Linked DNA regions of Mus musculus: region 2 is linked to region 1. The links are chromatin contacts, found by POLR2A ChIA-PET in ENCODE. All regions are on one chromosome and are shown on one strand. The core of a region is the stretch at or near the end of the contact, and the rest is flanking DNA. Distances in the headings are between cores, read along the strand shown. Region 1 holds the start of Adnp (activity-dependent neuroprotective protein). Region 2 holds the start of Pard6b (par-6 family cell polarity regulator beta).

Region 1 (3,553 bases), core at 1,046-3,545:
ATCTCTCAAGTGTGAGGACTGTGGTGTGCATCATCATACACCCCAACCTGTATACTTGTTTCCCACCTTACTTGGGCTGCTAAAGAAATTGAAAGTCTTAAATGTTCACTTCCTTTTTCTAGCTGATTGTAACAAGAACAAACGTGAGCTACACCTTCACTTTGTTTTGAGCATGAAAGCCTTGCCATGTAGTCACATAGCTGGGCCCACAGTGCATATTCCAATAAGAACTACTGTTGTTGTGTTCCCCTTTGCCAAAACTTGTCGCACATCCATGGGGAAGTGACTTGTTTCATCCTTAATAACTAGAATATTTATTAGTGTTCAATTAAATTTTGTTTTAAGCCAAAGTCATAGGACTATAATGTTATCGAATTGTTTTTTGAGTGCTGAGAAATCTATCTTGAAACAAGGCATTAGGTTTTCAGTATCAAGTACACAGAACAGAAGTTAAGCAGCGACCTCAGCAGGAGTCACTGTAGATACAGCATTGCTGCCTCACACCTCACTGGGGCAGAGAACTTTGGTCTTTTTCATTTTTCAGTACTTAGCCTGTGTAGAATTACTCTGTCACTACTGCCATCGCACAGGGTGTGTTTGAGCAGTAAACACCAGCATTCAGAAGCCATTTAGAGAAGAAGGTTGCCCAATTTTTTTTGTTTGTTTGTTTTTTGTTTTTCAAGACAGGGTTTCTCTGTATAGCCCTGGCTGTCCTGGAACTCACTTTGTAGACCAGGCTGGCCTCGTGGCCTCGAACTCAGAAATCCTCCTGCCTCTGCCTCTGCCTTTGCCTCCCGAGTGCTGGGATTAAAGGCATGCACCACTGCGCCCGGCTCAAGGTTGCCCAATTTTTATGCTGTATTTTTGTGCTAAATCTGGTGACATAAGCATGCACAGTTTTTTAAGTTCTCCGTCAGAATCCAGCACCTTTTATGCTACAAAGTGAAGCACTGCTGCAATGCAGATGTTCTTCATACCTGTGCTATCACTGCATGAAACCCAGTGTCTGAGGAGAACAGTAGAGATGAATTCACACAGCCTGCCTGTCTTCTGCATTGTGTGCTTCCCCATCTCTACTCCTTGATGAAAGGCCTTAGCCTCAGCCCCACCTCCTTTTAAATAGTTTCTATTCCTTGTTTTACATTGTTGAGCTATTGATTAGGGGTTTAAATATATGTTCTAATAATTGCAAAAAATAAATGTTAGGTGGAAGTTTGTTCAACTTCCCAACCAAACCCTTAGACACTGAGCTGTCTGTATATATAGTCTGATTCTTTCAAAATTTGCAACTTTGTAGAGACCTCATGTTGGGGGAGGGGTGGCCAATCCTTCACAACTGCACTTGCTACTTTGTAGAGCTTTTAGCCATCCTTATCTACGGTAGGGTAACTACTGTTCCTTTAAAGTGGACCGAGGCTGTTGATGTTGACATGGTATGTTGGTTGGGGATGATCCAAAGTTACAAAGCCAACAGTGCAGGTGCTGTCACATACCAGAATTGTGGGTGAGTGCCAGACCGTTTTCATCCTTAGCCATTGACAATCCAATGGCCTCAACTCTACAAATCCCACTTTTTTTTTCCTTGAGTCAATGGTAAGTGGCCATCTGATGACTTGAAGGAATGACTTGAGTCCAAGGAACAGCAGAAGTGAAAAGCTGAGTCCCTGTCTATCCCATACCAGTTCACTAGAAGAGCTGACATGGCCTCAGAGCTGTGTCATCTCAAAAAATGGGAGGAACACGAGGGCATCACACCTCATTAAAGGCAGGAGGCAGCAGGCTCAACCCTTGGCTTTGCCTCCAGCTTGGGAGAGCTGACTCTGAGCACGTGGGCCTTGGGCAGCCCCAGGCGCCCTCCTGCCAGATGTAGTTCAGGCCCAGATGGGCCCGCGCAGGGATCCCCAGTGCAGCCACCTGACTGACTGTCGAGGCGTGCTGCGGCCCGCTACTTCTGCCTCCGCCGGCGGCGCTGCGGTCAGAGGAAGGCACCCAGGAGCGCAGTGCGGCCATTATCCACGGCGCCTCCTAGTGGGGCAATGGCAAAGCCTCCACGTTCTCGCGAGAGCTCCCCTCAGTGGGGATTATATAATCTCACCCAGGAGAGGCTGGGGGGGGCTGGGGCCACCCTGCCATAAGGAAAGTGGGTGTCGCCGCAGCCGAGGACCGAAGAGCTCTCCCTTGGGGGGGGGTCGCCGAGTAGGGGGTCCATGGCCCCCGCCCCCCCCCAGCTGGACAATGAGTCCTCTTATGCTAATGAGTCGCTTACGTCACTTCCGCTCTTTCTCGGCCGCCATTTTGGCTAGGGCAGGTTCGGGGACTTGCTCTGAGGCGCTTGTATTGTCTGCTGAGGGGAGACGCGGGACCAGCCCCCTCCCCCGCCCGCCGCCGCCGCCGCCACCCGTCCGGTCTACCCGCCGCCGCCGGGACCCATGAGCTGAGCGCCCGCCCGCCGCCATCTTGGCCCCCTCCCCCTCCAGCCGCGCTCGCTCGGGGGGGATTTGGCGTCGCCTCAGCCACAGCTCCCTCTCTCGGTCTCCGCCGCCGAGGAGCCGCGCGGCCGTCGCCGCCCGCCTGCCCGCCCGCGACGGTGAAGCCGCGGCCCCACGCCCTCCGCCGCCCTCCGCCCCTCCTTTGTCTGCACTGCCCGCGCCGCCGCCCGCCGCTCTGCTGCGCCCGCCGCGCCCCCCGGCAGCAGCCGCGGCCGCGGCTCGAGCCGGAGCCCGAGCGCGACGAGGCCCCGGGCGCGTCCTCGCCGCCATCGCCGTGCCGCCGTCCACCCGCCGCCGTGCTCTAGAGCACGCCGGCCCCGCGCACGCCTCGAGGCCGAGCCAAGGTAAGCCCCGCGGCCCTGCCCGCCGCCGATCCCGGGCGCGGTCATTGTGCTCGGCGTGCACACACCGCCTCGAACCCCAGTCGGCCGCAGCCCTCCTGCAGCCCGATCCCCTTCTCCGCCCCGCGGGGCTGCCGGCCGGCCACCATGGGCTTTTGCGGCTAGTGGCATCTTCCCGCACCCACCCCGCCCCCAGCCGAACCCCGCTCGCTCTCTCGTCCTCAGAACTAATCCCCTCCCGCCCTCCCCCAGTCCCCGGAACCAGCCTTCTGCCAGGTCTGCCCACCCTAGGCTTGGAAAGGGGGGAAAGGCCTGGGGGGCGGGGAGCGTGCATGGCAGAGGGTGAAAGTCTTTGCCTCCCCAACAACATGCCAGTTTCCCTCCCATCCTAACCACCACAGCCCCTCACCGGCCCTGCTTTCAATCTGGGCTACCTGGTCAGCACTCCCTCTTTAGAGCTTTCTGATCAACTTTGCAGTCAGAAAATGGAAATCCAGAAAGCCGCGGAAAGAATTTTTTTCGAATGCAATGAATGGGGAGTAGTTCTTTGAGCACCCTCTTATTCGCCTCTTCTTTCCTCTGAGCTGCCTGTCCTTCTCCTCCCTTCCCCACCCTACCCCCAACCTGGATGCCTGTCTGCTAGAAAAGGCGCGATTGCTTCTCTTCTTCTCTCCAAGAAGTCTAATACTCATTTTAGTCTCACTCCCTGCCACACACCCCAAG
Region 2 (3,096 bases), core at 170-2,669, 130 kb after region 1:
TCAAGCCCAGGAACCACAAAGGCTCCAGGTAGCTTTCCTCACTCACCCCACTTCCCGGACCGACATTCCCCCAGGGGTCCCTTAACCACCACGCTTCTTATTTTTGCAGTGGGTGTTCGATACACCGCTCCTTCTGTGTGTCTAGCCACAATTTTGCTCTAAATTCTCACGGTCAGCAATGCCCTCTACCACCGTTTTACAAGTTGCTCAGTAAAAAGCCATCGGCAAGACCTGGTCCTACAGCCGAGTTTGGGGGAAGTCACACCCTTTAAAAGCAGGGTTTCTTATCATTTCAGAACTCTCCGAGAACCAGGCTACATAATCCTGCCCCTCCTGGCCGTTCAAAGTCAGGAGAAGCTTGGCGACATGTTCCGGTGGCTACGGATCACCTTCAGATTCCATCTGAAAAGCCCCTTTTGGAAGACGGCATTCTCCAGCTAATCCCCACGGGCTACTCTGCTCACCCGGCCTTGGGATTGAGGAATCCCACCGACACTGAAGTCACTAACAGAAGACTGGCAGATCCGCCAAGGGGGAAAGCATTCCGAATGAAGAGTCGGAATGAAAACAGCAGCGTCTCAAATTGTCAAGCGCAGCACCAGAGTAAGGCGATAGCGCTAATTTCATAGATTAGACGCATACCAAAGTTAGGGCTGGAAAAAGAGCTCTCCTCCACTCGATGTACCCCCGAGCCCCAATAAAAGGTTATACGAGAAGACAACAAGGTGTTCCGAAAGCCTCTGGCTCGTGCCCGGGGTGAAGGGATCCCCCAAAGTTATCCCATCACCTTGCACTGGAGCGATCCTCATCCCACCCTAAAAGCAAGGCGGGAATATGAAGGATAGAAAACAGGGGCTGTGCTGCGGAGCAGACGCAAACGCCTCACATCGCCGCGCTCCACCAAGTTTCTCTCCTACGTGCTTCGGCCAGCAGCTCGCCCTCCGCCCGCGTTCCCACAGGGGCAGCCGAGGTCCACCATCCCGCCACTCTGCGTCCTCACGGGGCAGCCCCGCGTCGACCATCCCACCGGCCCTCGCCCCCGTTGCCCCGCCCGGCCGCGCACCTTGCTCTTCACCTCCATGGTGCCCAGGCAGCCGCTGCTCGCCCCGTGCCGGTGGCCGCGGTTCATGCTGAGTGCCCGGCCGCCGGCGGCCTCGTCGGGGGCCGGCCCTCGGGAGCGCGGGCGGCGGGGCCGCGGAGCGCGGGCTCGGGACTCGAAGCGCCGCACGGCGCCTCGTCACGGCACCTGCTGAGGTCCTCCCCGCAGCGCAGTGCCGGCTGCTCCGCGGCGGCCTGAGGGTCGGACTGCCAGTGCAGCAGGCGGGGACACCGGTCCCTCCCAGCGAGGCTCGGGGGCGGCGGCGGCCGCGGCGGTGAGGAGAGGGCGGAGCACAGCCCTACAGCCGCCGCAGCCTCCCTTATCCGCTGCCTCCCCCGCGGACGCGCGCCCGCGCGCTCGTGCACCGAGCTGGGCCGCGGCCGCGGCACGTGCGCGCGCTCACCTGCAGCTTCGGCGCGCGGCTTGCGCTCCGCCCACACCCAATGGGAAGCGCGCACCTGCGCCCGCGGCGTCAGCCAATCGGCACGCAGCCTGCGGGGCTCGCGCGGCCCGTGGGCGGGCCTCGTGGTTGGGAAGCCCCGCCCACAGCCCTCGCGATTGGTCCTGCCTTGCGAGGGAGGGGCGGGATCACCTGAAGCTCTGGGGCCTCTCTGGATTGAGCCGGGGGAGCAGTAGGACGCATGCGCCGGCTGTAGAGTTTCCGCCCCGAGAAGGCGATGGGGAAGGCCGGCCGGAAGCGCGAGCGCACCTGGACTGCCGTTCAGGAGGGTGTGTATTTTGCGCATGCGCGCGAGCGTTTTCGCCGGCTGGGTCGGGTCGGGAGCGCCCGTATCTTTAACGCGCCCTAGTCACCTGCTTGGAATGTGTGTACAGCCGTTCCCTTGCCGTGATGATGTGGGGTGACTGGGCATCTGGGGCCCCTCTTCGGCCTGAGCCCCCCCCCATGCTGCGGCTTCTTGGCGGCCCCCTGAAACTATTGTGGAAAGAGTTTCAAGTTTTCCCGCCTCTGCAGCAGTCATTAGAGGGAGAAGCTTGGGGGTCGGGGGTGGGGGGATGTCTAGGCCTGGAAACTGCACTTTCGTCTCAATCAGCGCTTCTCAACCTGTGGGCTCTTGACCCCAGGACGACTCTTCCTCCGGGGTCACCTGAGACCTAAAACACAGATATTTACATTGCGATTCATAACAGTAGCAAAATTACAGTTAAGTAGCTAGGAAAATCATTTTATGGCTGGAGGTCATCAGAATGCGAGGTCACAGCATTAGGAAGGTTGAGAACCACTGCTCTAGATCTTCCCTGTCCCGAGGGTGCCCTGGGTATCAGGAGAGGACCAGGGAGCTGAGGCCTGCGATGGTCCCCACAGGCCCTGGCTCCCTGCGGGCCTCACCATCCGCCCTCTGAGGCTGAAGTCGTCTCTCTGTGGAGCAATTTCTTGCCCGTTTGTTGTTTGCACCAACGCCAGCCTCTGGGCTGTGTTCTGTTCCCCCAGTGACCGAGCTGTGTCCTGGGGTAACAACACCAATTCCTAATCTCTGAGCGCCCCACACTGAGGCTGCTGCCTCTCTCTCTGTTTTGTTTACCCATTGGTCTTGCTGGTGCTAGGAGAAAAGTGAAAGTCTCCCTCGACGACCCTCCTACCCCACAGAGGGCTGAAGAGCTAGCTGATCAGGGGCCTTCACTCCTGCCCACTCTCCCCTTGGACCACAGAATCTAACATCTTTCCGCTGTGATGGGGTTCAGCTTTTCTATTTTCCTTCGTGCACGTGCACTTGAAACAGCGTTACTCTATGTACAATGAAAGCTACCCAGTGGCGGGGATACCCTGGCTTTGCTCAGTTGTTTGTTCACCCTGGGAGAGCCAGGCTCTTGTCATGCGCTCATGTATGTATTTGGGGACAAGAGGAGCCGAATCTGTGGCTTCTCCAGGCTACACCCTGTAGCTTCAAAGATAAGAAGCCCCTTTCCCCTTGAACGAATCTCTTCACCAGCTGTTGGTAGGCGATTTTAAGGTTTCCCTGGCCATTCTGGGGTGGAAG

The links. ChIA-PET counts read pairs that join two places held with the same protein, here RNA polymerase II (POLR2A).
Region 2: POLR2A ChIA-PET joins it to region 1 with 21 read pairs in Patski. The contact joins the promoter of Pard6b here to the promoter of Adnp in region 1. POLR2A ChIA-PET finds 5 or more read pairs at or near these places in 4 of 5 experiments (Patski and embryonic stem cell).

Annotation. Positions count from the first base shown.
Region 1 is chr2:168,205,854-168,209,406 of GRCm38, reverse strand. It overlaps Adnp (activity-dependent neuroprotective protein), which reads left to right and starts at 2,295. Exons shown (of 4, transcript NM_009628.3): 1 at 2,295-2,833. The region is part of intron 9 of Gm20716 (predicted gene 20716); the gene reads left to right. Dpm1 (dolichol-phosphate (beta-D) mannosyltransferase 1) reads left to right here. Exons shown (of 9, transcript NM_010072.4): 9 at 1-359.
Region 2 is chr2:168,079,327-168,082,422 of GRCm38, reverse strand. Pard6b (par-6 family cell polarity regulator beta) reads right to left here and starts at 1,419. Exons shown (of 3, transcript NM_021409.2): 1 at 1,064-1,419. The coding sequence starts at 1,129. It overlaps Gm39990 (a long non-coding RNA gene), which reads left to right and starts at 1,697. Exons shown (of 2, transcript XR_867010.1): 1 at 1,697-1,923; 2 at 2,663-3,096.